Linked DNA regions of Homo sapiens: region 1 is linked to region 2. A link is an interaction called in ENCODE POLR2A ChIA-PET data of the cell type or tissue named here. Cell type or tissue: OCI-LY7. All regions are shown on one strand. Each heading gives the region's core, and the rest is flanking DNA. Links, peaks and the distances in the headings are about the cores only. Region 1 overlaps STK10 (serine/threonine kinase 10). Region 2 overlaps UBTD2 (ubiquitin domain containing 2).

The links. ChIA-PET counts read pairs that join two places held together with the same protein. Peaks named below come from ENCODE experiments on the same cell type or tissue, not always from the same donor. Only the 100,000 strongest peaks of a DNase experiment are listed, where the experiment ranks them.
Region 1: POLR2A ChIA-PET joins it to region 2 with 15 read pairs; 6 of 35 experiments call an interaction of 5 or more read pairs at or near these places.

The regions. Positions count from the first base shown.
Region 1 is chr5:172,133,405-172,148,925 of GRCh38, reverse strand. The region is part of intron 2 of STK10 (serine/threonine kinase 10); the gene reads left to right. Among named protein-coding and RNA genes, the nearest start is that of STK10, 47 kb to the left of the region's middle. RefSeq lists an enhancer at 4,220-4,720. In OCI-LY7, for the core only: no CTCF peak of the experiment used is centred there; DNase peaks (open chromatin) are centred at 7,095 and 8,575; H3K4me3 peaks cover 517 bases; H3K27ac peaks cover 3,479 bases.
Region 2 is chr5:172,227,099-172,242,619 of GRCh38, reverse strand. UBTD2 (ubiquitin domain containing 2) reads left to right here. Exons shown (of 3, transcript NM_152277.3): 2 at 8,262-8,498. Among named protein-coding and RNA genes, the nearest start is that of EFCAB9, 41 kb to the right of the region's middle. RefSeq lists an enhancer at 7,443-7,492. In OCI-LY7, for the core only: no CTCF peak of the experiment used is centred there; a DNase peak (open chromatin) is centred at 7,339; H3K4me3 peaks cover 588 bases; H3K27ac peaks cover 1,171 bases.

The DNA of each region.
Region 1 (15,521 bases), core at 4,559-12,558, 96 kb after region 2:
GCGTGAGCCACCACGCCTGGCTCGAGATTGAGATGTTGTCACCCCCATTTTACAGATGTGAAGACCAAGGGTTAGAACGGTGGAGTGGAGAGGCTCGTCCCACATGTCAGAGCCAGGCTCCAGCCCAGGTCTGCCTAGCTCCAAAGCCTTCTCTCCTGCCCCCTGGAATGCCCCTCTCTGGGTGCCAGGCTCTGGGCATCACTGGGAACAGTTCAAAGGATGTAATCTGTGACCCCCACCCTTCCACTTGAGGGGCCATCGTCCGGCAGAATGTTTTTTGGCAGGGCTTGGTGGTGAGGAGGCCTGTGCCGGGGGACCTGTCCAGCTGCTCCCTTGGGCAGTGACCCGGGTGCGGTTGGTGGCCCAGAGCAGATGGAGCTGTGAAGCAGCAGGTGGATAACTGAGGGCTTTGCTGGGATCCCGCTGTTGGAATAGCCGGCCTGGGCTGTCTATCTCACATGCAGAGGAGCAAGGGTGATTGTCATTCCAGGATTCGCCCACCATGTCACCAAGCACGTCCATGTAGCCCTTCCTGTCAGGTCAGTGCACCATCTGACCTTGTCCTTCCCCTGCATTAGTACTCTCCGGGCACCTCCCAGCCCTGCTTCCCTCTGCCCCCCACCCTGTCACTCACACCCTCATTCCTTCAGTTGATCATGCACAGAGTGGGATTGGAATCTGCCTGCACCCTGTCCTGCTGTGTGACCCCAGACACGCCTCTTCGTGCCTCTGAGCTCCAGGCTTCTCATCTGGACGTCGGGGATGATAGTGCTGATCACCACAGTGTGTCCAGGGTTGGAAACCCAGCTGGCAGACAGTAGCAGTGTAGGAGGGTCCCAGACCTGCTCGTGGCTTTCATGGTATGACTCCAAGCCAGGCATCTTAACTAGCAGGACAGGCGTGTTGCTCATAGTCCACATCAGCCAACAGATGTGTGAACCACGCCCACAGGCTACGCAGATGGCAGGTGTGATACGATCACATGTATATTGGTTTTCATCCGCAATTCCTGGCTCATAACTCCCATAGCCCTTATTACAATGTTTTGTTATCATGTTGGGTGAGTTAGGCCTCAGGAGCAGGCCCCAGGAAACAGAGTCTCTCTCTTTGACCTTCTCCTGTCCTCCTGTCACCTGCCTAAGGCAGGACTCTAATCTGATTGTGGGTCAAGAGACCGATTCCAGAGGGGTCTTATAGGAAGGCATGCCACACAGAGAGGCCAAGAAAAGTCTGAGGCTGGGCACAGTGGCTCACGCCTGTAATCCCAGCACTTAGGGAGGCCAAGGCGGGCAGATCACGAGGTCAGAAGTTCGAGACCACCCTGGCCAATATGGTGAAACCCCATCTCTACTGAAAATACAAAAAGATTAGCTGGGCATGGTGACATGTGCCTGTGGTCCCAGCTATTCGGGAGGCTGAGGCAGGAGAATGGCGTGAACCCGGGAGGCAGAGGTTGCAGAGAGCCGAGATTGTGCCACTGCCCTCCAGCCTGGACGACAGAGCAAGACTCTGTCTCAAAAAAAAAAAAAGAAAGAAAGAAAAGTCTGAGCAGCAGGTCTTGCTGGGTTTAGACCGTGCACTTTTTTTTCCAATCACGTCTCTGTACACGGTTGTCAGTCATGCCTGTGTAACGAAGTCTTCATAAAATCCCAAGAGGATAGGGTTCAGGGAACCTCTGGACAGCTGACCAGGTGGAGCTTCCTGGAGGGTGGTGTACCCAGGGAGGGCATGGAAGCCCCTTGCCCCTTCCCCCAGCCTCACCATACACATCCCTTCATCTGTATCTTTTGTAATATCTTCTATAATGAATCAGTAAACATAAGTAAATGTTTCCATGAGTTCTGTGAGCCAGTTCCAGCAAATTAACCAAATTCAAAGCAGGGTTCGTGGGAACCCCAACTGGAAGCCAGTATCTCAGAAGGTCCAGAGGCCTCGACGTGCAACTGGTATGTGGGGTGGAGGGCGCAGTCTCGGGGCCTGAGCCCTCAGCCTGTGAGATCTGACGCTGTCTCCCGGTAGATAGTGTCGGAATTGAATCGGAATACACACAGCTGGTGTCCACTGCCTGTGTGTGGGGAAAACCCCCACATTTGGTCACAGATGTCTTCTGTGTTGATGATTGTGGTGTGAGAACAGAGGAAAAACAAGGTTTGAAAGTTATTCCTCAACAGCAAGCTTTTTGTACTATTTGAATTGGTGTGGCCCTTTATACATCCACACCTTTCATATAAGAATCCAGACATCTGACTTGGCCCCACGGGCCCTATTCCCTCGCAGGCTCTGTGCGCCAGGCTGGGTGTGGCTGCCCCTCTACATAGGTACATGCTCCCTGGTTTGTCCTGCCCCGGCCAGGTGACCACTCTGGATTCATGCTCCTTCCTGTATGAGATAGGAGCAGATGATTCCAGTGCTGTGGGAAGGAGTGTGGAGACAAAGGAGGTAGAGGGGGCTGTGGGGCTGTGTTCCGTTTTCCTTGTGTTTCTTGAGCTGCTTCCTTCTTCCTGGCCTTGGGAGTGGGTTGTCTCTGGTGGAACCTTTAGCAGTTGCAGCTATCGTGGCCTCTGTCCCCGTCATGATAATACCTACCTGTGTCTGGCATTCCACATGCATGATCTCATGTGATTGGCCTCCCACCTCCCTCGTTTAGACAGGGTAGCAATGATTCACTCAGTCATTCATTCACTCACCAACACATGCTTCCCCGGGGAGCACCGGCTGTGGGCCCGGCAGTTTAGGTGCTGGGGCACAGACACGAAGGCCTGCCCTCTGGAAATTTACATTCTACAGGGGGCAGGGAGGAGGGGGAGGCAGACAACAGACAATAAAAGTAAGGCGTATAGTATGTGAGTTGGTGACGTGAGTTGGTGACGTGTGCTGTGGACAACAGATGGACGCCACACAGTGTGTGTGTGTGCGCAGTGTTTTACTGTCCTGTGGGAGGTGTGAGCTTGCCCAGGACACCTGTTGTTTCTCCAGCCTTGCACGGGGCAGGCGCTGGTGCAGGGCTGTCTCTATGGATGGTGATTTCGGTTTCCAGCATGGACACAGCACGGACACAGCATGGACATGCTACTAATGGCTGTGCTGTACTCACTGGACACCAGGTTCTGAGCTACAGGCTTTCCCTGTGTGATCCCATGTGATCACAACCAGGGAGGCAGCCTCTACCATCACCCCCACTTTACAGATGAGCATACTGAGGCTTGGATCTCCGAAGTTACTTGTCCCAAGGTCATTCTGTTAGTGTCCGGCCATAATTGGGACCCAGGTGTGTCTGGCTCCAGAGTGGAAACCCAGTGCTCACCTTGGTTCACGTGGGAGCTTTGGTTCTTTGGAGACATATGTCCCTTGACTAATGAATCCGGGAAGGCTGGGGGTTGCCCTTAGGGAAGTGCTTCTTCCCTGGCTTTCTGAGCAGGCTCTGAGCGGGCCAGCGCGTGCTCTGCCTGCAGTGGCCACCGCCCCACACTGCCCCACCCCCGCCGCCTTGGTTTGACTCCTACCTGTCCCTCAAGGACCAACTGAAAGGTTACAAAACATTTAGCAATTTGAGTTGAATGTGCCGCCTTCCAACAGCTGGTGTGCTTTTCCCTGTCCCTTCTTACCCTTGTCCTGGGATTTGTGAGTCCATCTCCTGACCTCCTCCTTGGGGGTCACTTTCCTCAGGGCAGGGGCATGGGCCTGGCTCCTTCCCCTTTGTGTCCAGCACTGTCCTTAGCAGAGCTGGCTTTAGAGAACAGTGGCCAGAGAGACAGATGGTCAAATGGATGAAAAATGTCCCTGCAGACACAGAACTGCCTTTGTCTCTCCGCTAGGGCTGAAGTCCGGTTAGCATCTGCACAGAGTCTGATCTTAGCCCTGATCTTGGCATTTCTGGAAGATGGGATGGACTCAAGCTCAGGGGACTTTGACCCCAGAGCCAGTGCTTGCGACCTGTGGGCCAGATAGTACCTGAGGGAGTTAGGTCCCCTGAAATTGAGTCGCCTTGGTTCCATCCTGAGGTGCCTTGGGACTTGGGCACGCGTAGTTAGGTGTGCAACCACCTGAGTCTCCTCATCTGTAAAAGGGGGTGGGGGGTATCTAAGTCATCCCTTAGATGTTCCCTCCCCTTTGCCTCGGCAGGACTCCCTCCACCCGGCCCCATGGCACGTACACGCTTAGGAACCTCAAGGTCACTCCCTCTGTTCCAGATGCCCTTGCCCATGGGTGAACTCAGTTCACCCTGCTCAAGGGCAGTCCTAATTCCTTCCCCAGGCTTCCTTCGAATGTGGTGGGTGAGGCTGGGGGTGGAGGAACACGCCTGGCCCAGCGTTCCTGGGAGGCCTGGGGGTGTAGGCTGCCTAGTAAATGGCAGCATTGTTTGGCCTGGAGCTCAGAGATGGGGAGATTCTGGGACTCCACCCACAGCAGCTGGCTGCAGATATGCTAAGGACATTTCTGTGTTGACTGTTGCGTTTTTTGGTGTCTGCCTCCAGGGACTTGCTTCTCAGGCAGAGGCCTTGGTTGGATAACTTTTGTCTTCTGTGCTGTATTGGAGAGGCTAAGGAGGTTCCCAGCACCGCCCCACTGACAGCATCTCTCAGTGCAGGGAGGCCTGGGGGGCTGATGGTCATGCCTACCTCTGCTTCCGCAGGAAGAAACAAGCCTAGAGAGGGAAAGCAGCTTGCCCGTGGCTACACAGCTAGGCTGTCCGTGTGTCTTGGAGTCAGACTGACCTTGGTCTATACTCTGGTTCTGTCACTTATTAGCTGAGTGGCTTTGGGGAAGCCCCTTCCCCCACCAAACCTCAGTTTCCCCATCTGTAAAACAGGAATATTTGTATTGCTTATGAAATTAAGTGAAGGAATGCTTATCAAACACTTAGCGCCATGCCACGTATGCACTAGCGGCTCAGTAATGGCAGCCATCATCTCTTCTCTCTTGGTTGGCAGTAGAGGGAGGGACTGGCTTGCCTTTGTCCTGCTTCGTTTGCACAATCTGGCTGTCATCTCTGTTAGCCATCTTTTGGCTGTTCTGCCCCTGATTTCTGGGCATCTTAAGGCTACTGAATTTTTTCATTCATGTTTATTCATTCATTTATTCAACAAACACTTATGATGATGTACTAGGTCCCGGGCTTTGATATTGGATCGTATGAAGGGAATTTTTTTAGATGTAAACTGCTTCTTCAAGGATAAAGTGACTTCGCTCACTTTGAACCTACATAGTCCATGTTGCAAATGACCTTATTGCTGTTGAGAGCTTCATTTTCCAGATGGGAAAACAGCGGAGGCTCAGAGCAGGAAAGAGGTCAGGACAGCCCCACAGAAGGATGGTGGCAGACCCAGGACCATGTCCACATCTCCTGGCTGTGGCTTATTTAATTTGAGTTCTAGGAGTTTTGCTAACATTTATTTATTGAGCACCTTTGTGTACCCAGGACATGCTCTTGGCCTCAGGAAAGCCCAGGGAGGTGAGGGGATCCAGGCCCAGAGCACGGTGTGGTCACTGCGTGTTGATGCCTCACCTCTGGAGTCAAAGTGCCTTAATTTTCTTTCTTTCTTTTTTTTTGTTTTGTTTTTGAGACAGTGTCTTGCTGTGTTGCTTAGCCTGGAGTGCAGTGGCACGATCTCGGCTCACTGCAGCCTCTGCCTCCCGGTTCAAGCTATTCTCCTGCCTCAGCCTCCCGAGTAGCTGGGATTATAGACATGTGCCACCACACCTGGCTGACTTTTGTATTTTTACTAGAGACAGGGTTTGGCCTTGTTGCCCAGGCTGGTCTCAAACTCCTGAACTCGTGAACCACTGCGCCTAGCACTCGGTTTTTTCTTGAGGACAGCTGGGGCTGTGACAGTGCCAACCCAATTCCTGCTGGTCCTACTGCCTATACGCTGTAAAAGTTAATGTCTAAACCCTGTGGGTGGTCCAGGCTCACCCTTATCTGGGACATCCTGGCTTCCTTATCTCTGGTGAGCAAGCTCACTTGGTATGTGTGTGCTGACCAGTAGGGCCCAGAGAGGGCTGGAGCAAAGAAGCAGAGGGGCCTTTCCCCCCACCCACCCAGGGGCTGTGACCCAGCCTGTTTGTGGCTTCCTCCTTGAGGCATGAGGAGGGATGGGGTGCTTAGATCTCTGCCACTTATCTGTGACCTTAATCTTCCTGAGCCTCAGTTTCCCCATATGTAAAATGGGAATACAATAATACCTAGTGCTGGTAATACTCGATAACATTTATCAAGCATTGACTTACTATGTACCAGGCAATGTCTTTTGTTCTGACATACATTATCCTACTTAATCCTCACAATAAATCTTATGAGGTCCAGGCATTTTTTAGGATACCTACCTCAAATAGTGAGTGTGAGATAATCCATGGAAAGCACTTAGCATACGGCCCGGCACAGAGTAAGCTCTCAAATTGCATTAGGTGTCGTAGATAGGGATACCGAGGTTGGCCCAGGTTAAACTGCTAACTGCCTGCCTTGTGGGGATGTTGAGGACATGATGTAAAACCTTAGAACACCTGCACACATCGGGTTCTCTTTGTGCGCATTACTTAGAAGGGTGGAAATCAACTTGGCACAGCACTTTGGTGTCAATATTTATTCCCAGAGGGCTGGTCTGGTGGAGAAGAGAGATTTTAAAATCCTAGCTCTGTCAGTCCTAAGCAATATTGAGCTGATTCCTAATTTGCACAGCTCTAAAGACGTTTGTGTAGTAATCAGTCCCACGGCAACTCTAAGTGGACACTGGGCCAAAAAGGCAAATAATTACTTAAATTGAGGTGTGCAGGTCTAATGCTGGGTGTGTGACGTGTGCTGTCTCATTTATCCCCGCCTAGCAGGTGGAGATAACCATCCAGACCCATAGATTGGCCTCCTGAATGTGAACTCCCAGGAGATGGAAACTGTTTTTTCACTGCTGTATTCCCAGTGGCTAAAACAATGCCTGGTACAGGGCAGGTGCCTGATAAATTTATGAATGAATGGACGAGTTACCTTAGAGGTGTTGCGGCCTGCCAGGATCCCGTAGCAAGGCCCCAACCCTTACACGGCACCACGACAGCTGCTCGATCTAAACTGATGGGGGTCATGGAACACAGGTGTCCAGTTTCCTTTGGCCCTCAGCCAGAGAAGAAAGCCGGCGATTACAGGCTGCTGTGACATCCCCCATCAGACACCCTCTGAGAGCGCATATAGGCTGAGGTTGCCAGGGAAACAAGGAGTTCCTGGGTGCAGAGACCACACCTCTGACAAGAGGGCCCAGGTAGAGCAGGCACCTCCCTTACCAGAGTGTATTACCTGTATCTAAGCCCATGCAGGACCACCTTATTTTTCTCTCTTTTAAATTTTTTTTTTTTTTTTTGAGACAGGGTCTGGCTCTGACACACAGGCTGGAGTGTATGTAGTGGCACAATCGGCTCACTGCAACCTCTGATTCCTGGGCACAAGCCATCCTCCCACGTCAGCCTCCTGAGTAGCTGGGACCACAGGCACGCACCACTATGCCTGGCTAATTTTTTTTTGTATTTTTTGTAGATACGAGGTCTCACTTTGTTGCCCAGGCTGGTCTCGAACTCCTGAGCTCAAGCAATCTTCCCGCCTCGGCCTCCCAAAGTGCTGGGATTACAGGCATGAGCCACCGCGCCTGGCCCTAAATTGTATTTTCTTGTGATAAGAACACTTAGCGTGAGACTACCCTTTAAACACATTTTAACGTGTACAGCACATTGTGCAGACCATAGCTATAGCGTTGTCCAACAGATCTCCAGAGCTTATTCATCTGGCTTAACTGAAACTTTATGCCCAGTAATGAGTAACTCCCCATTTCCTCTACCATCAGCCCGTGGCAGCCACCATTCCACTCTTGATTCTAGGATTTTGACTGTTTTACCAGATTCCTCATTTAAGTGGAATCTGCAGTACTTGCCTTTCCGTGACTGGCTTATTCCATGTAGCATAATGTCCTCAGGGTTCATCCATATTGTCTCACTTTGCGGAATTTCCTTCTTAAGGCAGAATAGGGATCCATTGTGTGTACATACTACATTTTCTTTATCCATTCATCTCTTGGTGGACATTTAGGTTGTTTCTACATCTCGGCTTTTATGAATAGTGCTGCGATGAACATGGGGGTGCAGGTATCTCTTCAGGATCCTGCTTTTAATGCTTTTGGATAAATACCCAGAAGTGGGATTGCTGGATCATATAGTAGTTCTATTTTTATTTTTATTATTTATTTATTTATTTTTGAGACAGAGTCTTGCTCAGTTGCCCAGGCTGGAGTGCAGTGGCACAATCTTGGCTCACTGCAACCTCCGCCTCCCGGATTCAAGCGATTCTCCTGCCTCAGCCTCCTGAGTAGCTGGGATTACAGGCATGTGCCACCACACCAGGCTAATTTTTGTATTTTTAGTAGAGACGAGGTTTTGCCATGTTGGCCAGGCTGGTCTCGAACTCCTGACCCCAGGTGATCCACCTGCCTCGGCCTCCGAAAGTGACGGGATTACAGGCATGCACCACCACACCTGGCCAAGTAGTTCTGTTTTTAATTTTTGAGGAACTTCCATACTGTTTTCTATAGCAGCTGCACCGTTTTGTATACCCACCAACAGTGTGCAAGTGCTCCCTTTTCTCCACATCCTCATCAACACGTGTCATCTTTTGTCTTCTTGATGATAGCCATTTTTACAGGTGTAAGATGATACATATCTCACTGTGGTTTTGATTTGCCTTTCCGTGATGATTAGTGATGTTGAGCATCTTTTTATTTACCTGTTGGACATTTGTATGTCGTCTTTGAAGAGGTGTCCATTCACGTCCTTCATTCATTTTTTAATTGGGATATTAGGGTTTTTTTTGCAATCAAGTTGCAGGAGTTCCTTATATATTTTGGAGATTAACCCCTGTTAAATATATGGTTTGCAAATATTTCTCCCCATTTTGTAGGCTGCCTTTTCATTCTACTGATTGTCTCCTTTGCTGTGCAGAACTTTTTAGTTTGATGTATCCCACTTGTTTATTTTTGGGTTTTTTTTTTTTTTTTTTGGCTGTGCTTTTGGTGTAATATCCATGAAATCATTGCCAAGATCGATGTTAGGAAGCTTTTCCCCTATGATTTCTTCTAGGAGTTTTATGACACATTTATATGTGTCATCTTTAATTTCTTTTGGCAACAATTTGTAGTTTTCAGTGCACAGGTCTTTTGCCTCCTTTTTTAAGTTTAACACTTCACTTTGTAATTCATTTTGAGTTGGTTTTTGTATATGGTGTAAGGTAGGGCTCCAGCTTCTCTCTCTTTCATGGATATCCAGTTTTCCCAGCTCCATTTATCAAAAAGACTGTTCCTTCCTTATTGATTGGTCTTGTTGGCATCCTTGCCAAAACCCATTTGACTATATATGTCAAGGTTTTATTTCTGGACTCCCTCTCTCTTTTCTTTTTTTTTTTTTTTTCCAGAGATGGGGTCTCACTATATTGCCCAGGCTGGTCTTGAATTCCTGGACTCAAGCAGTCCTCTCACCTCCCAAGGTGCTGAGATTACCAGTGTGAGCCACCATGCCCAGCCTTATTTCTGGACTCTCTATTCTGTTCTCTTGATCTATATGTCTGTCTTTATGCCAGTACCACACCGTATTGGTTACTGCAGCATTGTAGTACATTTTGAAATCTGGAAGTGTGCGACCTTCACCTTTGTTTTTCTTTTTCAAAATTGTTTTGGCTATTTAGGGTCCCTTGAGATTCCATAATATTTTAGGATAGATTTTTCTATTTCTGTAAAAGATGCCATCAGGATTTGACAGGGATTACAATGAATCTGTAGATCATGTTGGGTAGTATTGACATCTTAACAATATTAAGTCTTCCGGTCCATAAAGCTGGGATGTCTTCCATTTATATGTGTCATCTTTAATTTTTATTTTTTATTTTATTTTGAGACGGAGTCTCGCTCTGTCGCCCAGACTGGAGTGCAGTGGTGTGATCTTGGCTCACTGCAAGCTCCGCCTCCTGGGTTCACACCATTCTCCTGCCTCAGCCTCCCGAGTAGCTGGGACTACAGGCACCCGCCACCACGTCCAGCTGATTTTTTGTACTTTTTTAGTAGAGACGGGGTTTCACTGTGTTAGCCAGGATGGTCTCGATCTCCTGACCTCGTGATCCGCCCACCTTAGCCTCCCAAAGTGCTGGGATTACAGGTGTGAGCCACCGCGCCTGGCCAATCTTTAATTTTTTTTTGCAACAATTTATAGTTTTCAGTGCACAGGACTTTTGCCTCCTTTTTAAGTTTATTTCTTCTTAAGTTTTTAGGAATACTATATAAACATTCCTAAGTATATTCATTTTTTGATGCTGTTGTAAATTGAATTTTTTGTTTATTCATTGTTAGTATGTAGAAACACGGTTGATTTTTGTGTGCTTATCTTATACCTGCAACTAAATGTGTTTATTAATTCTAACTTTCTTGCATAATCTTTAGCATTTTCTACATATAAGATTATGTTGTATACCAACAGAAATAATTTTATTGGCTGGGCGCAGTGGCTCATGCCTGTAATCCCAGCACTTTGGGAGGCCAAGGTGGGCGGATCACAAGGTCAAGAATTCAAGACCAGCCTGGCCAATATGGTGAAACCCCCTCTCTACTAAAAATACAAAAAAATTAGCCAGGCGTGGTGGCACATGCCTGTAATTCCAGCTACTTGGGAGGCTGAAGCAGGAGAATTGCTTGAACCCGGGAGGCGGAAGTTGCAGTGAGCCAAGATTGTGCCACTGCACTCCAGCCTGGGTGACAGAGTGAGACTCCATCTCAATAAAAAAATAATAATAATAATTTTATTTCTCCTTTCCAATTTAGATGTCTTTTATTTCATTTTGTTGCCTAAGTGCACTGGCTAGGACTCTCAGTGCTATGTTGTATAGGAGTGGTGAGCGTGGGCATTTTTGCCTTGTTCGTGATCTTGGAGGAAAAGCTTTCAGTCTTTCACCATTAAGTGCGATGTTAATTGTGCATTTTTAATATATGGCCTTTAATATATGGCCTTTTTTTTTTTTTTTTTGAGACAGAGTCTCGCTCTGTCGTCCAGGCTGGAGTACTGTGGTGTGATCTCGGCTCACTGCAAGCTCCGCCTCCAGGTTCATGCCATTCTCCTGCCTCAGCCTCCCGAGTAGCTGGGACTACAGGCGCCCGCCACCACGCCCGGCTAATTTTTTTTTTTTTTTTTTTGTATTTTTAGTAAAGATGGGATTTCACTGTGTTAGCCAGGATGGTCTCGATCTCCTGACCTTGTGATCCGCCCGCCTCGGCCTCCCAAAGTGCTGAGATTACAGGCGTGAGCCACTGCGCCTGGCCCAATATATGGCATTTTAATATATGACCTTTATATATGTTGAGGTTGTTTTCTTCTATTTTGTTTGTTGAGTATTTCTCATGAAGTGGTGTTTAACTGTGCCAAATGCTTTTTCTGCTTTAACTGAGATGATCACGTAGTTTTTTTTTATCTCCTTTCATCGTGTTAATGTGGTATATTACATTGATAGATTTTTGAATGTTGAACCATCCTTACATTCCAGGAATAAATCCCACTTGATCATGGTGTAATCTCTCTTTTAATAGTTGAATATGATTCGCAAGTATTTTGTTGAGTATCTTTGCATCAGTATGTCAGAGGCATTCAAACCAGAGTGACTTTATCTTGAATAGGGGCTGGGTAAAATGAGGCTGAGACCTGCTGGGCCACATTCTCAAGAGGTTAGGTATTCTTAGCCCTAAGACGTTTATAGTTAAGGGAACAGAAACAGACCCAGGATATAACAGACCCAGGAACTGTCCTGATGTCCTTATATCTTAAGAACAAAAACATTCCTAGTTTTAAAATAAGTCTCACTTTAAAGATAATAATATATGCACAGTGAGAACACGTGGACACTGGGAGGGGAACATCACACACCGGGGCCTGTTCGGGGGTGGGGGGCTAGGGGAGGGATAGCATTAGGAGAAATATTTAATGTAGATGATGGGTTGATGGGTGCAGCAAACCATCATGGCATGTGTATACCTATGTAACTAACCTACATGTTCTGCACGTGTATCCCAGAACTTAAAGTATAAAAAAAAAAAATAGATAATAATAAAGGCTCTCATGAAAGACAGTAGTTACACAAAGATTAGCAATCCTTTATCACAAACCCTTGTAGTAGAGCACATCTCCTCCATGATTTTTGTTATATATAAGCAAGCATTGTACCTAGGTGGGCACATTCCTCCTCTTATTTTTTGGAATGCCATGCTCTGCCTATGGAATAGCTATTCTTTCACTTCTTTACTTTATTTATTTATTTATTTATTTATTTTGAGACGGAGTCTCGCTCTGTCGCCCAGGCTGGAGTGCAGTGGCGCGATCTTGGCTCACTGCAAGCTCTGCCTCCTGGGTTCACACCATTCTCCTGCCTCAGCCTCCCGAGTAGCTGGGACTACAGGTGCCTGCCACCACACCTGGCTAAGTTTTTGTATTTTTAATAGAGATGGGGTTTCACCATGTTGGGCAGGCTGGTCTCGAACTCCTGACCTCACGTGTCCACCCGCCTCGGCCTTCCAAAGTGCTGGGATGACAGGCGTGAGCCACTGCGCCCAGCCTGTGTGGAGGTTTTAAATTACTGTTCAGTCTCCTTAGAAGTTACATCTATTCAGGTCTTCTGTTTCTTCATGATCCAGGCTTGCCAGGTTGTGTTTCTAGGAATTTTTCTATTTCATCTAGTTTATTCAATTTGTTGTCATACAGTTGTTCATAGTACTCTCTGATAGTCCTTTCTGTCAAATCAGTAGTAATGTGTCCCCTTTTTCATTTCTGATTGTAGTAATTTGAGGTTTTTTTTTCTTTTTTTCTTTTTCTTTCTTTTGTTTGTTTGTTTATTTATTTATTTTGAGACAGAGTCTCACTCTGTTGCCTAGGCTGGAGTGCAGTGGTGTGATCTCGGCTCACTGCAACCTCCACCTCCTGGGTTCAAGCGATTCTCATACCTCAGCCACCCAAGTAGCTGGGATTACAGGCGTGTGCCACCAAGCCTGGCAAATTTTTGTATTTTTAGTAGAGACAGGGTTTCTCTATGTTGGCCAGGCTGGTCTTGAATGCCTGACCTCAGGTGATCCACCCCAAAGCACTGGGATTATAGGCGTGAGCCAACGTGCCTGGCCATAATTTGAGTTTTTAACTTAGTCTGTTTAGCTAATGAACATATTTTAAAAATTCTTTTGGATCTATATGTAGGAGGGAATTGCCATTTGGATCAATAGTAATGCTACGTTTAACATATTGAGGAACTGCCGGACTCTCCCAAAGTGCCTGGACTGCACATTTTACATTACCACCATCAGTGTATGAAGGTTCCAATTTCTCCATATTCCTGCCAACACTTACTGTTGTTTATCTTTTGTTTTTTGAGATGGAGTCTCGCTCTGTCTCCCAGGCTGGAGTGCAGTGACGTGATCTTGGCTCACTGCAACCTCCGCCTCCCAGGTTCAAATGATTCTTTTGTCTCAGCCTCCTAAGTAACTGGGACTACAGGCGTGTGCCACCACACCTGGCTAACTTTTGTATTTTTATTAGAGACAGGGTTTCACTATGTCGGCCAGGCTGTCTCAAACTCCTGACCTCAGGTGATCCACCCACCTCAGCCTCCCAAAGTGCTGGGATCACAGACGTGAGCCACCGTGCCCAGCCTTGTTCATGTTTTTAATTCTGAGCATTCTAGCATGTGTGAAGTGGTATCTCATTTTGGTTTTGATTAGTGTTGCCCTAATGACTAGTAATGTTGAGCATCTTTTCATATGCTTAGTGGCCATTTGTACATCTTCTTTGGAAAAACATCTATTCAAATCTTTTGCCTATTTTAAGATTGGGTTATTTGCTCTTTTATTTTTGAGTGCTATGAGTTCTTTATGTATTCTGGATACTAGTCCTTTATCAGATATATGATTTGCAAATATTTTCCATTTGTGGGTTACTTTTTCTTTTTCTTTTTTTTTTTGAGATAAAGTCTTGTTCTTTCTCCCAGGCTGGCGTGCAGTGTCACAATTATTGCACGCTGCATTCTCGACCTCCCAAGCTCAAATGATCCTTCCACCTCAGCCCCCCAAGTATCTGGGACCACAGGTGTGTGCCACCATACCCCGCTAATGAAAATTTTTTTCCTTTTTTTTTTTTTTGTAAATATGAGGTCTCCCTATGTTGCCCAGGCTGGTCTCAAACTCCTGGGCTCAAGTGATCCTCCCATCTCAGCCTCCCAGAATGCTGAGATTACAGGCGTGAGCCATTGTACCCAGCCTTTACTTTCTTGATACTGTCCTTTGATGCACAAATATGTTCAATGTTGATGAAGTCCAGGGTATCTATTTTTTCTTTGGTTGCTTGTGCTTTTGGTGTCATTTTTGTCCATCTGGTCTTTTACTAACCCCCATATACCCTTTGACACATATTTAGAGGTCCTCAAAATTTTTATTTAAAGATGGGAGGATATGGAAATATTTTTTTAAAAAACTCATTGAAACAGACTGCAGTACGGTCTTTAATAATGAAGATCCCCAAAGCTTCTGTGTGAATACTCAGGGCTTCTCAAACCATCTCTTGGTAAAGGCTGATGAGGATGATCATACATCCTACCAAAGCCCCTCACTCTTTGGTTTGAGGCAAGATAAAAAGGAACACTGGTGATGAAATTTAGGATAACAAGGAGCATAAAAGAGGCAGTACTTCTGCCAGTTTGCCCCCAAGTTTCTCTACCAACATCTTACAGTGCCTTTTGTTAAGGGGAGGACAGATGTGGTCCCAGGGTCCAGGCCTCTTGCTCTTATAAATTCCCATTGAGCAGTAGTTCTCAAAGTGTGACCAGGGGTCCAGCAACAGCAGCAGCATCTGAGCACTTGTTGGAAACCAGATTCTTGGACCTTGCTTCAGACCCACTGAATCAGAAGCTCTGGAGTGGGACCCAGTGATCTGTTTTAACAAGCACTCTGCTGAACGTTCAAGTTGGAGAGCCGTTGGTGTAGCATTTTCAGCTGGTACAACCTGGAGTCTGCCACCTGGAGAGTGTGGTTACTCATCATCTCCTGCCAAGCGTGGGATCAGGTACTTTTGGTAACAAGTGACAGCAAACCTTAAACTAACCTACTAAACAGCGCAGAAATTAATTCGTTTGCATATTCTGCCTAAAAAGTCAGTAGGGAGCAGGCTTGTTCTCCGTTTTCCTGTGATTCTCTCTGTCTTCCTCTGTGTATTAGCTTTGTCTTCACACCCACTTCTCTCGTGGTTGCAACATGGTTTCCTGCAACCATCAGAGTTGTGTGCTTCCTAATTAGCTCCAGAGTGAGACGACGTGGCATTCCACACCATCAAGCACAACTCACCAGCTTAGCTCTGATGACACCAGCCCTGAGTCAGGGCACGAGGCAGAAAATTTTCCTGACTGGCTTAGCACCCTGCTTCTACCCCTCCCTTGCAGGGGATGAGTAAGTCCTACCCAGTTCTCATGGCTATTTCACAAAGGGGAA
Region 2 (15,521 bases), core at 2,680-10,679:
ATAAAGAATATAAGACATATATGAAGAATTCTTACTCAAAATGTTTTACTTGACTCTAATAAAGCTTCTAAACCTAACTTCCTATTTATAGGTTAATACAAAGGGTAAAGGAACAAGTTAAAATGTCTTCACACATTGCCGTATATCCCCTGGAGGGCAAAACTGTCCCCAGCTGAGAAATGCTGGCCTACATCAAATGACAACACATAAGCCTTGATTGGAACTTGGTATGAAAAACATTTTGGGAAAGTTGGATAAATCTAATAAATAAGACTTCATAATAGATGATATAAATTTTTTAAAAAATTTTCTTAGGTATGACAACGATATTATAGTGTGTTAATCTGACTGTTTGCCTTGCCATAAAGGAATACCTGAGACTGGGTAATTTATAAAGAAAAGAGTTTTATTTGGCTCATGGTTCTACAGGCTGTACAGGAAGCATGGCACTGGCCTCTGTTCCTGTTGAGGGCCTCAGGGAGCTTACAATCATGGCGGAAGGCAAAGGGGGAGCCATTGCATCACATAGCAAGAGAAAAAAAGGGGAGGAAGTGCTGTATTCTTTTAAACAACCAGATCTCATGGGAAGGGCACCAAGCCATTCATGAGGGTCTTCCTCTGTTGCCCAGGCTAGAGTGCAGTTGCACGATCGCAGCTCACTGCAGCCTACATCTCCCAGGCTCTAGTGATCCTCCCACCTCAGTCCGCAAGTAGCTGGGACTACAGGTATATACAACTACACCCAGCTAATTTTTGTATTTTTTGTAGAGATGAGGTTTCGCCGTGTTGGCCAGGCTGGCTGGTTTCAAACTCCTGGGCTCAGGTGATCCTTGCATCTTGGCCTCCTAAAGTGCTGGGATTAGAGGTATGAGCCAGCACACCCAACCAGCCTTATACTTCTTTTTAAAAAAACTTTTATTTACCATAGTGAGAAAAAGTGTCAGAAAAGCCTTATACTTTCAATTATAGAGGTTTTGTAATACCTGGCCCTACCAGATATCAAACTATATTATATCATCTGCAATTATATATATAATCTAATTATATCTAATTACAGGTTTGATATATTATCTGCAACTAGAGTTAGTTTTATTTCTGGTCCTTAAATTTCTAGTTGTTTTATTCTGTCTCATTCTGCATCTAACACTGTTTCCAAATAGTGTTAAAAGTGGAGATAGTGGGCATCTTTTTTTTTTTTTTTTTTTTAATTGAGACAGAGTTTCATTCTTGTCACCCAAGCTGGAGTGCAATGGCATGATCTCAGCTCACTGCAACCTCCACCTCCAGGGTTCAAGCGATTTTCCTGCCTCAGCCTCCTGAGTAGCTGGGATTACAAGCACCACTGCGCCTGGCTAATTTTGTATTTTTAGTAGAGACGGGGTTTTGCCACGTTGGCCAGGCTTGTCTCAAACTCCTGACCTCGGGTGATCCACTCACGTCGGCCTCCCAAAGTGCTGAGATTACAGGTGTGAGCCACCGTGCCCGGCCAGCATCCTTGATTTATGTGTGTGCCTTCTTTCTCATGAATTGAGAGAAGAAAAGGTCTCTACAATAAAAAAAAAAAAAAGTTAACTCATGGTAAAGCCATTGCCCCCAACCAGTAAAATAAACCATCTTAGAGTTTATATACTACTTAAAAGTTGCAGTGGTCTCATGTTAGGTGATCATATTCTTTTATTTATATATATGTATTTATGATAGAGACAGGGTCTCAATATGCTGCCCAGGCTGATCTTGAACTCCTTGGCCACATTGATCTGTCTGCCTTGGCCTTCCAAAGTGCTGGGATTACAGGCATGAGCTACCACACCCAACTGCCTAGGCGACCATATTCTTAGTCCCAGTTTCATATAATATTATCTTTCTCAATAAAGTTGTTTTGTGGAGTGGGGAGGACTTAATTGTGTGATTTCTTAATACTTTTAATAAGACTGACCCATTAAGAAAAGTTTTGTAGGATCTGAGAGCTATAGTTAAAAAAAAAGTGGGGGGAAAAGTCTTTGAACATACTATGTTGCGGTAGGTGTTACAAAATGTTGCCTGTTTGTATGCTCAGATCATTGGTAAGGGGACTTACACTCTGAGAATCAGGGCTAGGAATTCATTATGAAGTTATGTTGATTTTTTTCCCCCCAATAAAGCTACCTCAAAAACATTGAAATTATATAAATGCCTTTAAAATTATTATGCTTCAATTGGTAAGCTTTAGGATATGAGCATGGCAGAAGTTCATTTTTATTTCATTTTTAATAAAATTATAGTACGGAAAATGATGTATCTAACTTGTCTAGGCAGATATTCCTACATACGATCCTTAGTCTCTAATTTGTTGTAGATGCTAAGTACTTATAAGTTGAAAGTGATAGGCCGTAAAGCCACATCACCCCTTCTTTACTGCAGGATTCCTCTTCAGTGATCATGGTTGGTATCTCCACAACATAGATTAAGTGGTAGATTAGATAGGGCTAGGGAGCTGCTGCTTCTCCTTTGTTAGCTTTTCCTTTGTCTGGTCATAACCATTCCATTGGCCATAGTGAAGCCCATGGATGGATCATTTCTGTAGAAAAACAATTCAGCATATGCTTTATTTAGAGTGAATCTTCGTTATTGGTTTGCTATGTGAAAATAAGCAGCCCAGTAAGACATGGAGTGCTATAATGGAAAGAGAGATCTGGGCTTTGTTGTTGCTGTCTTCTGTTTTGTTTTGTTTTGTTTTGAGACGGAGTCTCGCTCTGTTGCCCAGGCTGGAGTGCAATGGTGTGATCTCGGCTCACTGCAATCTCTGCCTCCCAGGTTCAAGCGATTCTCCTGCCTCAGCCTGCCGAGTAGCTGGGATTCCAGGTGCCTGCCACCACGCCTGGCTAATTTTTGTATTTTGGGTAGAGATGGGGTTTCACCAGGCTGGGCACGGTGGCTCATGCCTGTAATCCCAGCACTTTGGGAGGCCAAGGCTGGTGGATCACCTGAGTTCGGGAGTTCGAGACCAGCCTGACCAACATGGCAAAACCTTGTCTCTACTAAAAATATAAAAATCAGCTAGGCGTGGTGGCAGGCGCCTGTAATCCCGGCTACTCGGGAGGCTGAGGCAGGAGAATCACATGAACCTGGGAGGCAGAGGTGGCAGTGAGCCGAGATCATGCCATTGCACTCCAGCCTGGGCAACAAGAGTGAAACTCCATCTCAAAGGAAAAAAAGAGAGAGACGGGGTTTCACCATGTTGGCCAGGCTGGTCTCAAACTCCTGGCTTCAAGTGATCCCCCCTGCCTCAGCCTCCCAAAGTGCTGGGATTACAGATGTGAGCCACCGCACCCAGTGAGATCTGGACTTTGAATTTGGGCATGTGTGTTCTAGTACGGGGTGATTATTTTAAGCCATCCTTGTTACATCTTAGTTTCCTATCTGTCAGTAAGGTTGGATTATACAATCTAAGGTCTCTTCTACCTTTAAATTCTCAAACAGTAGAGAAGATTTGCATATTGTATTGATTGTTGGCATTTTAGGCATTTTAATTCCCATATCCCTATTTTTTTTTGGCAGTTAGTTGCTTTAGGTAAAGGGAATATATGTATTATGCATGTATGTATATATGTGTGTATATAGTGCATTCTAAATTTATGTGAAAATATTTGCAAGTGTCCTTTTAGTTTAGCACCGTCTGTTACGGAAGGGTTCTAATACTCCATTTTTCCCCTCACGCTATTGTCTTATGGAAACTGATGCTTCCAGTTTTCAACCGGTTAAAGCTGTTGCTTGAGTCATATCTTGATATTTTCACCTTATCCATGCATTATGGCCTCTTCTTTCTTCATTTGAAGCGTTCCATCATTAAATCAAGGTTTTCAAAGAGGAACCCAAAACAGGAAAACAATTATAATCATACTTAACTTCAGAATTGATTGTTTTTTACCAATGTCAAAATGAGTTTTTGGTAGAATGCTTTAAATTATGTAGTAAAAATATTTAAAATTATGTGTTATTTAGATCTGAGAAACAAGCCTTACTTGGGTTTTCTGTGTGTTAGATCTGTTTATTTGTTACAGAGTGGGAAGAAGTGTTTAAAGATTACAAGGAAAGATAAAGAGTGGGTGAATATGATTAAGAGGTTTCTGAGAAAAAGATGACTTTTGGACACGTTTTGAAGTAAATGTGGATTGATGGGGGAAAGGATATTTTCTGAAATAGATTGTGTGGTTTTTTAAGATTAGATTGCTTTATTAATTTTTTATTTCTCATATGTTAATTCATAGTGCACTAAAGATGGTTGGTTACCTGCAGTTTAAGGATAGAGAAGCAGAAATTTGGGGAATAAAAGATGTTTCCTGTCTTTAAATTCTTCACTGTTAGAGCATGGTACCTAGTCCTATATGCTATGTATGATTACCAAGCATCTCTCTTTTGGTATCAGCAGTCAGAAGATGTGTGAAGCAGATAAAACTGAAAGTTTAAGAGCATAAAATGAAATCTAGTTGAGTATGTATATATTCTACATCTTACAAAAATGTTTGGCTTGGTACAAACATGAGGTACTTAGCTGCCAGGCTGATAATCTATGTCCAACTACTGCATTTTCAGAAATACAGGTTTGTGGCACCACCTGAACTCAAAGGATAAGATTTGGTGAACAAATGCCTAGCAAGTGTACTCTGATAAGGCACAGGAAGTGCATGACAATCAGGGACATTTCTTTAACATTTAAGGAAGGGATTGGGAAGTTATGAAAAGAAGAAAGACAGCCTGTATATTTTTGCCAAAGGACTTAAAGATGTTATTTCATATAGTACCTCTAAGTTCATTTTTACTTATTTAGCAAACATTTATTTGCAGTTTTATTGTATATCATGCATTATTATGAGTGGTTTATGAATATGAACTTAAGTCCTCTTAACAAACCTAAATATTTTCATGTTTTCACGAGAGGATAGTTCAAATGCTTTTGCTAAATGCTAATTTTTTTCCCAGTTATTTATTTAACAAAGGTTAGTCATTTAGTTTAACATGAAGCTTCAAGCCTCAGATTTTGTAGTGAAAATTCTGCACTGCTCTGTGGTTTCACTAAAGTAATTATGTTACAAAGATTTAATCATTTTTTAACAGTGGACATTCTATAGACAGATATTCTATATTATGTTTATAATACAGGCAGAAATAGGCAAATAAAAGTAATCTTCCTTCATGTCACAAATTACCGTGAAACTTTTGACAGCATGTAGATTTGAAAATGCATTGGGGGCCTGTCGCAGTGGCTCATGCCTGTAATTCCAGCACTTTGGGAGGCTGAGGCGGGCGGATCATGAAGTCAAGAAATTGAAACTATCCTGGCCAATATGGTGAAACCCCGTCTCTACTAAAAATACAAAAATTAGCTGGGCATGGTGGCGCGGGCCTGTAGTCCCAGCTACTCGAGAGGCTGAGGCAGGAGAATCGCTTGAACCCAGGAGGCGGAGGTTGCAGTGAGTCGGGTTGCACCAGTGCACTCCAGCCTTGGCGACAGAGCAAGACTCTGTCTCAAGTATATGAATAAAATTTAAAAATTAAAGAAAATGCATTTGGAATGATTTTCCTTAAGCAACATAAACGCATCATCTGTTCTTTTTGTGGGACTTTGTTCATCTATGCTTAGTACAAACGGAGAGAGGTGAAATGAACCTACCTCACATTTGTAAGGAAGGTGTTTTACAATTTTTCCAAGGTACTTTGTACCCTTATTATGATTGTTTTTCTGTTGGCTTCCTCTTTTCAAAGTCCTCTTCCTTTCATTTGCTTTAGTTTTAGGTCCTGAGATTCTTCTGTAGAGGTTTTGTTGTTTTTGTCCATGCTTTGTAATTCTCTCAGAATGACAGGAAAAATTATACTGAGTTATCTCTCATGCATTTAATACATATGAGGCCAGATAATTCTGTAGAAATACTCAGACCCAAAACTTTATTCAGATAAATATCTTACTGAGTCTACCTGCTTACTGTGCCATCTTCCACTTCCTGGTCAGTAAGCTGAGTGTTGTCTGTAAACTGTCTCTAACTCATCTAAATGATAATGTAGCAGAAAATAAAATCAACCTTGCATTCCATCGTGTTGGTGCAATCAGTGGGTTGTGGTTATCAGACCAGATTCTGAACATCTTCTAGAGAATTATGCTCTAGCTGCATTGTCTGTATTATTTGGAAGAGGTAGGGAAAAATCATTAGTATAGACTGTGTTTCTCGCATTTGAATTAAATGTAATAGGCACATCTGTAGTGTTACTCCCAGTAGACACTCAGTACATATTTGTTGATTAAATAAAGAGACTTGGATTCTGTTTCCAGCTCTGCTACTAAATGGATGGGTTTCCTATTCTGCTTCCTCACCCTTTCAGAACTCACCTGTTTTGCATTTCACTAGGACAAGTTAGAGGGCAAAAAGTATTTGAGTTAATGCTGAGTGTTTTAAGTGGAAAACAGCTAGTCTTTTGGTGTGCCACCCTGAGGGGAGAGGACAGAAGAGACCTGACCTGGCAGTCTTTATTGAGAATATAGCCTGGAGAGTAGAGATAGCCCAGGGTCTGGAGTCATTTTATTTTCTGTTTTGCATAGTCCAAATTTCATCTGGCCCTGGGCCAATGAGGGAGTAGTCAATTTCATGGATGCTTTAGAACCAGTTTGAGAGTGATTTCTTTAAAATTGGTATTCTTTCTGCAATTAAATATAGAACATTGAATTTTGACACACACCCTCTCTCCTTCCCACTCGCTGTGTCATTTATTTCCCACCCACTCTTTTCCAACACTCTTCTTATCTTTTCATCCAGCTTCAATTTTCTTTCTATCTTCTATCCCATCTATCAAACTATTCCCTATCTATAGCACTGTATAATCTTACAGAGCCATAAATAAGAATGGCTCTGTAGGTCAGTATGACCCATGGAAATAGATCACAGATAATACACCAGATGGTTATCTGGGTGCAAGGATGCTGCATCAGGCTTATTCCAGCGCTACTACTACATAACATTGTCTAAGGGGAGATGCTGCCACTTGCCCTCTGTTTTCTTCTTCTCTTGGGTTGAAACTAGGGTAGGGTATCATAGTTCTTCTGCTCCTTGTGGTTCGGAGCTAATCCCTTGGCCTAGCATCAAAGATTATCTCTTTTACTCCCAGTTCCTCAAAAAAACTAAAGTACTGATTCTACCCTTTGTAAATTAGTTCCTGTTTGAGTTCCAGAGAAAGGTATTTACAGTTCCTTGACTAAAGTCCAGAGAGTAGAATGCTAGAGGAAGCATTCCTCTAATCAGTTTGTTCATGATTCTGGTGGTTTGGCTCTTCTTTCTCTGGGCACTGAAAAGCAATCTTTTACCTCTTTGGATTTTCTCAGTTCCTACTTCCTGGTTTCATGTGTCCAAGCTACTATTGCCGTTTGCTTCCCCAAGTATCTTGCCTCTCTTTCGTGGTGTCTCTTGACTCTCATATCCTGCTCTTACAGTCTGATGAAACACTTACCTTCTAGGCAGTTCTTTTAAAATGAACAAAACAAAACTTTCATTGTATTAAAAAAAAATTTTTTTAGAGCAGTTTTAGATTCATAACAGAATTGAGAGGAAGGTACAGAGATTTCCTATGTACTCCCAGTGCCTACACATACATAGCCTCCTTTCCCTGATTATCAGCATCCTCCACCAGAGTGGTACATTCATTACAACTATAATTCTCTGGGGTTCTTTAGTTTTGTTTTGTTTTGTTTGAGATGAGGTTTCACTCTCGCCCAGGCTGAAGTGCAGTGGCATGATCATGGCTCACTGCAAACACAACCTCCCAGGCTCAAGTGATCCTCCCACCTCAGCCTCCCAAGTAGCTGGGACCACAGGCACATGCCAACATGCCAGGCTAATTTTTGTGTATTTTGTAGAGATGGGGGTCTCACCATGTTGCCCAGGCTAGTCTCGAACTCCTGGATTCAAGCCTTCCTTCCACCTCAGCCTCCCAAAGTGCTGGGATTACAGGTGTTGAGCTACTGCACTCAGCCTGTAATTCTTTTTAATGATCCTGTGGAGGGTGTACTGAGTGGAAAAGAGCTACCAATTTGTTTTGCATAGAGCAGTCTAATGTCTCTATTCACTTTTGTAGTTCCAAAATGTGTTAGAGGAATTTCAGGATGCACAAATTAGCTAGCAGGTAAATTTCTGGCTGTGATTTTGATGAAATAATCCAAGAGAGGAATGACCAGATAACTTTTGATACATATTTTATAAATTTTGGGTTTGATCTCAGTCTTTTATTTTTCTTTTCAGTTGCTCTAGGTCGTAACCAGCCTTTGAAAAAGGAGAAACCAAAATGGAAAAGCGATTATCCTATGACAGATGGACAACTACGCAGCAAGAGGGATGAATTTTGGGATACAGCACCAGCTTTTGAAGGCCGGAAAGAGATTTGGGATGCCTTGAAGGCTGCTGCACATGCTTTTGAGAGCAATGATCATGAACTGGCACAAGCAATCATTGATGGTGCAAACATAACATTACCACATGGTAGGTTTGGTGTTCCTCAAGGACAGAGGAAACATAATCAACTTTGTTTCTGATAGCAAGAAACCAAATGGGAGAGTGTTTTTCCTTGCTATGAATTATTCTAACTTTTTTTTTTAATGTAGCAAGGAATAGCATTCCTCTTTTTTTCTTGTACATCTTTCAGCTGGAGACAGGTTTTACTTTGTGTGTTTGTGTATACGTATATATTTTTTAAATATATCTTAATTTCAGAAAAGAACTCTTGATCATCTAAAAAGTTTCCGTGTAACCTAGTCCTCCATGAAGACCTCTTCCCTCCACCCTCCCACCCCCACCTCACCAGCCTCATCACCCTGCCAATCTATTGGAGCTTCCACTTCACTGGTTTCCTCCTAGCAGCGCTAGAGATAGAGTCTCAGTTTAGATTTTGTAAGCTGTAGAGACTCAGAGGATGCTCCTTTTAGTCATTATACTTTCTCATCAAGCCTATTTTTGGCATAATAAGCAAACCCAAACTTAGAAGAGAGTCCCGCATGTTTTTAAGGACAGTTTTCCATGATTGTAGCCCTGAGCATTCTTAGGAACTTCTCTCTTTTGCGTAGGAATGTGACTCTTTTAAGGATAACTGTAAGCTTTGAATGTTTCTGGGGATACACATATGCTGGTCCATGTACATACTCTTGTTTGGTCTCCTTGATGAGAAACATAGAATTTTTCATGCTACATTGAGATTTAGGTGTTAATTTTGTATTTACATTTTTTATTTCTGTATTAATATTCTCAGTATTCTCTTTAGTTTTTCAACTTAATATTTTTCAAGGTTGTCTTTTCAGATTTATGTAATAACCACCTTGCATTGATTCTATTCATTATTGTACCTTCATTGTTTTAATCCCTAGTACGTCCCTTTATCTACATTCTTAGAGGAACAGGGACTTTCATTGTTGAACCATCTGCTTTATGTCCTTTCACTGTATGTCACATGAAAGATTTTTATTTTATTCTATTCTTTCTCTCTCTCTTTTTTGAGACAGAGTCTTGCTCTGTCGCCCAGCAGGCTGGAGTGCAGTGGTGCACTCAGCTCACTGCAACCTCCGCCTCCTAGGTTCAAGTGATTCTCGTGCCTCAGCTTCCCCACCATGCCTGGCTAATTTTTGTATTTTTAGTAGAGACAGGGTTTCACCATGTTGGCTAGGCTGGTCTCAGCTCCTGACCTCAGGTGATCCGCCCGCCTCAGCCTCCCAAAGTCCCTTTTTTTAAGAGACAGGTCTCACTCTGTCATCCAGGCCAGAATGTGGTGGCACGATGACAGCTCATTGCAGCCTCGACCTCCCAGGCTCAAGAGATCCTCCCACCTCAGCTTCTCAAGTACCTGGTACTACAGGCACGCATCACCATGCCTGGCTACTTTTTTTTTGTTTTTTTGTTTTGTTTTGTTTTGTTTTTGGAGAGGCATGGTCTCACTATGTTGCCCAGATGATCTCGAACTCCTGGGTTCAAGCAATCCTCCTGCCTTGGCCTCCCAAAGTGCTGAGGTTATAAGCATGAGCTGCTGTGCCTGTCCAAAAGATACTTAACTTACTATATCCTTGCCAGATTCCAAATCACCATTAGTTTTCTGATTAATTGTGCTTCCAAGAAACATTCCTTTTTTTTATAGCTGCCTGTTCTTTATTATGAAAGTTTATTAGCATAGTCTTCTGTTACTAATGTTATTGAGCACCCACTGATCACTTTTTCTATACATGTATAAAAGTGATCCCTCCTACATTTGAAGAATTTATAATAGAATGCCATTTTCAGTGTGACTTTTTTTTTTTTTTTTTATGACAGTGAGTCTTTTTCTTTTGGTAACTTATTTTATTTTTTTGAGACAGGGTCTCACTCTGTTGCCCAGGCTGGAGTGCAGTGGCATGATCTTGGCTTACTGTAACCTCCACCTCCCAGGTTCAAGCAATTTTCATGCCTCAGCCTCCCAAGTAGCTGGGATTACAGGCATGTGCCACCAGGCCCAGCTAATTTTTGTATTTTTTTGGTAGAGACAGGGTTTCGCCATGTTGGCCAAGCTGGTCTCGAACTCCTGGCCTCAAGCTATCTGCCTGCCTTGGCCTTCTAAAGTGCTGGGATTACAGGCGTGAACCACTGCACCTGGCCTCAGTATGACTCTTTAGTCTCAGTTTTCATGGATAGTCTCTAAATTCTTTACTTTTATGTGATTGTGGGTTGGGAGGTGGTGGGCATCATCTTAGTCCATTTACCTTTTTCAGTTTTGTAATTATCGTCTTCACATACCACCTTTATATAATATAACGGGAAGGAGTCTTCCTTTACAGATAGTTTTATCATCCTTCTCTTTTTGATGTCCATATCCTCTGTTTTTCAAGGAAAATATATGTTTTATAGACCTGTATGTGGGTGGAAGAAGAGTCATGTATGTGTGATTGTGTGAGATCCAGAATGTTGGAACTTTGAATTTCTTATTTTGTACTTATAATTACCTACTGGAATACCTGGTTGCATTCTGTATATTGTAGCCTTGTTTAAAACTTCATGGAGCCAAAATAATTCTGTTGCATGTAAGGCTGGGCCTCATGCATATCCTACTGGATGTGGGCTCAGATCACTAAAGACCGAAGTCCCTCATTTCTGCTTCTCTGTGGAAAATGTTCCCGGCAGCCCTGCCTACCAGCAGATCAGGGAGAATTACTCTCAGAAATTCAAGAATTATTAGATGACCCTCTATTTGCCTTCTATGTTTAAGGAATATTTTCTCCTTAAGCATGGAATAATCAAGCCAATATCTGAGCCTTTCTCTTTCAAAACTCTGTGATAACATTCTGGGTGTTAATATTGTCACTGATGCCCTTGATTGACTTCTTTTGTTCATATCTGAATCTTGTCAATATTTCTTGGACCTTATAATTTTGTTTTGTCATGTACTCTAACTCACCATCAGTTTATAACTAGGCTATTGTATGCTTTTACCTAGACTGGCTTAGTGGTATTGCCGAAATTCTTTCCATCTTTTTTGTGTAATTACATGTTTGAGATTTTACTTTGGGCCAGGTGCAGTGGCTTACGCCTGTAATCCCAGCACTTTGGGAGGCCGAGGCGGGCAGATCATGAGGTCAGGAGATCGAGACCATCCCGGCTAACACGGTGAAACCCCGTCTCTACTAAAAATACAAAGGATTAGCCAGGCCTTGTGGCAGGCGCCTATAGTCCCAGCTACTCAGGAGGCTGAGGTAGGAGAATGGCATGAACCTGGGAGGCGGAGCTTGCAGTGAGCCAAGATCGCGTCACTGCACTCTAGCCTGAGCGACAGAGCAAGACTCCGTCTCAAAAAAAAAAAAAAAATAAGGAAAAAAATAAATTTTACGTTGGGCACATTGTGTTGTACTACCCCTTAAATATCCCAAAGCACTTTATATTTTAAGTTTAAATTATTACATAGACTTGACTATTATTTAGTTCAGCCTTCGATATCAGTTCTGGTCTTACTTCTGTCCCTACCGTATTACTTGCAGCTATGTGACTTTGGGCAAATCACATCTTCTGTAAGCTTCAATTCTCTCATATGTAAAATATGGATAATAACTGTCTTACCTCTTGGGATGGTTATGTTGATTAAATGTAATAATAATACATGTAAGTTGCTGATCAGAGTGCTCGGTATCCAAAAAGCACTTAATAAATAGTAGTGCTGATGATCTTATTTCCTGAACTCTGAAATTAACAAGTAAATTCCCTGTTCCCTGCACCAAAATTCTGAATTAAGATTTTGATCATTTTCTAAATTACCTTTTTTTTACTTTGAGACGGAGTTTCACTTTTGTCACCCAGGCTGGAGAACAAAATAACATTACACTTTTTAATTATCTTCCTCTGTTAATAACAACAGTAAGTCTTCAGTTTATTCTCAAGTGGCAATGGGGAGAGTAAGAGGGAACTTGTCATAACTACCTGTTAATTTTATGTATACACATACGGTATATTTTCATTCTGGAAATTGACTCATATTGAGAATGGTATGAACATATACTGTGGAAAAAGCTCCCCATGTGATTTTGATACCTGATACCTTTCAGTTTTCCTGCCCTGTATGAGCTTTATTTTTCATGATTTGCACAGCATGTTATTACTCATTGTCTTACATTTCTTGAAGAGCTTATTTCCTTTTTCTCATTGATTGCTATTTTGCCATTACCTACAAATCCTAAAAATATTCTTAATATAGTAGTTTACCAGTGAAACCAGGTTATAGATCAGCGATTTGCCAAATTGGTATAAACAGGGTAAGAAAAAAACAAGTAGTATTTACACTTTTCACACAGTTTCTGCGTAGTGAATAGTATACTATTCAGTACTTTTCAGTGAAAGCTTATTCAGAAACTGTATCTTGTAAAGATGAACACTTAATGCTTTTTGTAATTATGATATAGAAGATTTAAAAGGATTTTAGGAATTGCCTACTCCCTTCCTCTACCTCCTGATTTTCTAGAAAGGTAGTTGTTGATATTTGTTTAGCATCTACAATTATCTCATAATTTTTAGTGAGAATATTTTTTTCTAACATGTTTTCCATATCCCAGCAATTCAAATGTAAAAGCTCTCCTCTTTTTTTTTTTTTTTTTTTTTTTTTGAGACGGAGTCTTGCTCTGTCGCCCAGGCTGGAGTGCAGTGGCACAATCTCGGCTCACTGCAAGCTCCACCTCCCGGGTTCACGCCATTCTCCTGCCTCAGCCTCCCAAGTAGCTGGGACTACAGGTGCCCGCCACCATGCCTGGCTAATTTTTTGTATTTTTTAGTAGAGACAGGGTTTCACCGTGTTAGCCAGGATGGTCTCGATCTCCTGACCTTGTGATCCACCCGCCTCGGCCTCCCAAAGTGCTGGGATTACAGGCGTGAGCCACCGCGCCCGGCCAAAAGCTCTCCTCTTAACCTCCTTGAATAGATGGAGTAGCTAGCTACTCCCTGTTACTCAAACATGCTTTTCTACTGGGAAACAGAAATTTAACCCCGATTTTATTCATACTTATTATAGCTAAATGTTGCCAGTTCTTCAGTTTGGCTTTTGAGGACCTGTTTCTTTTGTCCTTAACCCTTAAGGGGTATGGGAGGTAGAAAAAGTTAATTCTTAAAAGGCTTAACTTTTTTTATTTCTCTTTTCACAGAGTTTGTTATATGGGTGGGAAAGGAGTTCCCCAGAATGTTTTTTTCTTTATCTCAAAATATATTAAATGTGCATTATGTATAATAAAATTTAATTTTTAAAAAAACAAAGGCACTTACAAATAGTATAAAGAGCATGTTATGTGTAAGGAACCAACGTATGAAAAGAACACTGGACTGAGAATCAGCAATAAAATACTCAAAACTCATGTTGTTTTTATTTATTTGTTTATTTTATGTTTTTTTTTTGGAGACGGAGTCTAGCTCTGTCACCCAGGCTGGAGTGCAGTGGTGCGATCTTAGCTCACTGCAACCTCCACCTCCTGGGTTCAAGCAATTCTTGTGCCTCAGCCTCCCGAGTAGCTGAGATTACAGGCGTGCAGCACCACGCCCATCTAATTTTTGTATTTTTAGTAGAGACCGGGTTTCACCATGTTGGCCAGGGTGGTCTCAATCTCCTGACCTCAAGTAATCCACCCGCCTCGGCCTCCCAAAGTGCTGGGATTACAAGCATGAGCCACTGTGCCCACCCTCATGTTTTGAATTAACATTTAATTCTTATGCCTGTAATAATCACCTACAACAGTCCCCACTTTGCACAGATCAGAAAACTGAAGCACAGAGAGGTTGCATCATTCTTCCAAAGTATAAGTCTTGAAATTGGGATTTGAACTCAAGTCTTGGATCTAACAGTAACTAATGCAACTCAATGCCCTGGACAAGTCATTTCATCTCCCTGTTCTGTAAAGTGATTGCACAAGTAATCTTCAGTGTTTAGTCTATGTCTAATGTTTTAGTTCTCTTGCACACTATATAGAATACTTCAAAATAGTAAATTGTTAAAGAGAAAAAAGCAGATTCTCTTAAGACATAGACAGGAAATGCATGTGTGTAAGTCTTGTTTCTATTTTCCTTAGGTGTTTCAGAGGCCCATTAAGAAGCAGGCCATGAATTTTGGTGTGGACTTTAAAGGTTCCTATAAGAATTTTTCAGGCCGGGCACAGTGGCTCATGCCTGTAATCACAGCACTTTGGGAGGCCGAGGTGGGTGGATCACAAGGTCAGGAGTTAGAGACCAGCCTAGCCAACATGGCGAAACCCCGTCTCTACTAAAAATACAAAAATTAGCCGGGCATGGTGGCGGGTGCCTGTAATCCCAGCTACTCGGGAGGCTGAGGCAGGAGAATTGCTTGAACCCAGGAGGCATAGGTTGTACTCCAGCCTGGACGACAAGAGCAAGACTCTGTCTCAAAAAAAAAAAAAAAAAAAAAAAAAAGAATTTTTCATTTGGCCAGGCATGGTGGCTCACGCCTATAATCCCAGCACTTTGGGAGGCCAAGGCAGGCAGATCATGAGGTCAGGAGATCGAGACCATCCTGGCTAACGTGGTAAAACCCCATCTTTAATAAAAATACAAAAAAAAAAAATTTGTCATTTAACAAAGTTGATAAGTTAATTCATAAACATAAAGCTTAGGAATGAAGGCATGAAGATATATTTACACAGGAGATGGGATTTTTGCTGGACTGTTGTAGGGTTTAGAAATGAAACAGGGCCTTAATGAAGGATCTGATGACTGATTAACCATAAAATAAATGTTATATCATTTTTCTCTCTCTATCCTCAAACAAAAATAGTTCAGGGTTATAAATTGTAAATGTATTCCAGTTTATCTATTCCTCTGCTGTTGTCAACCTTTTCCTTCAATTAGAGCAATAAAGGCCTGCAAACAGCTGAGGTGAGAGGTTGTCCCTGAGTCAGAAGGCTTGTCTCTGAAAAAGACCTCCTTTTTATGCCATTCTGGGTAGTGGAGGTAGAGGAACACAGGGTTTCTACATGGTCCCAGGGAGTATGTTATACCAACTTCTACTTC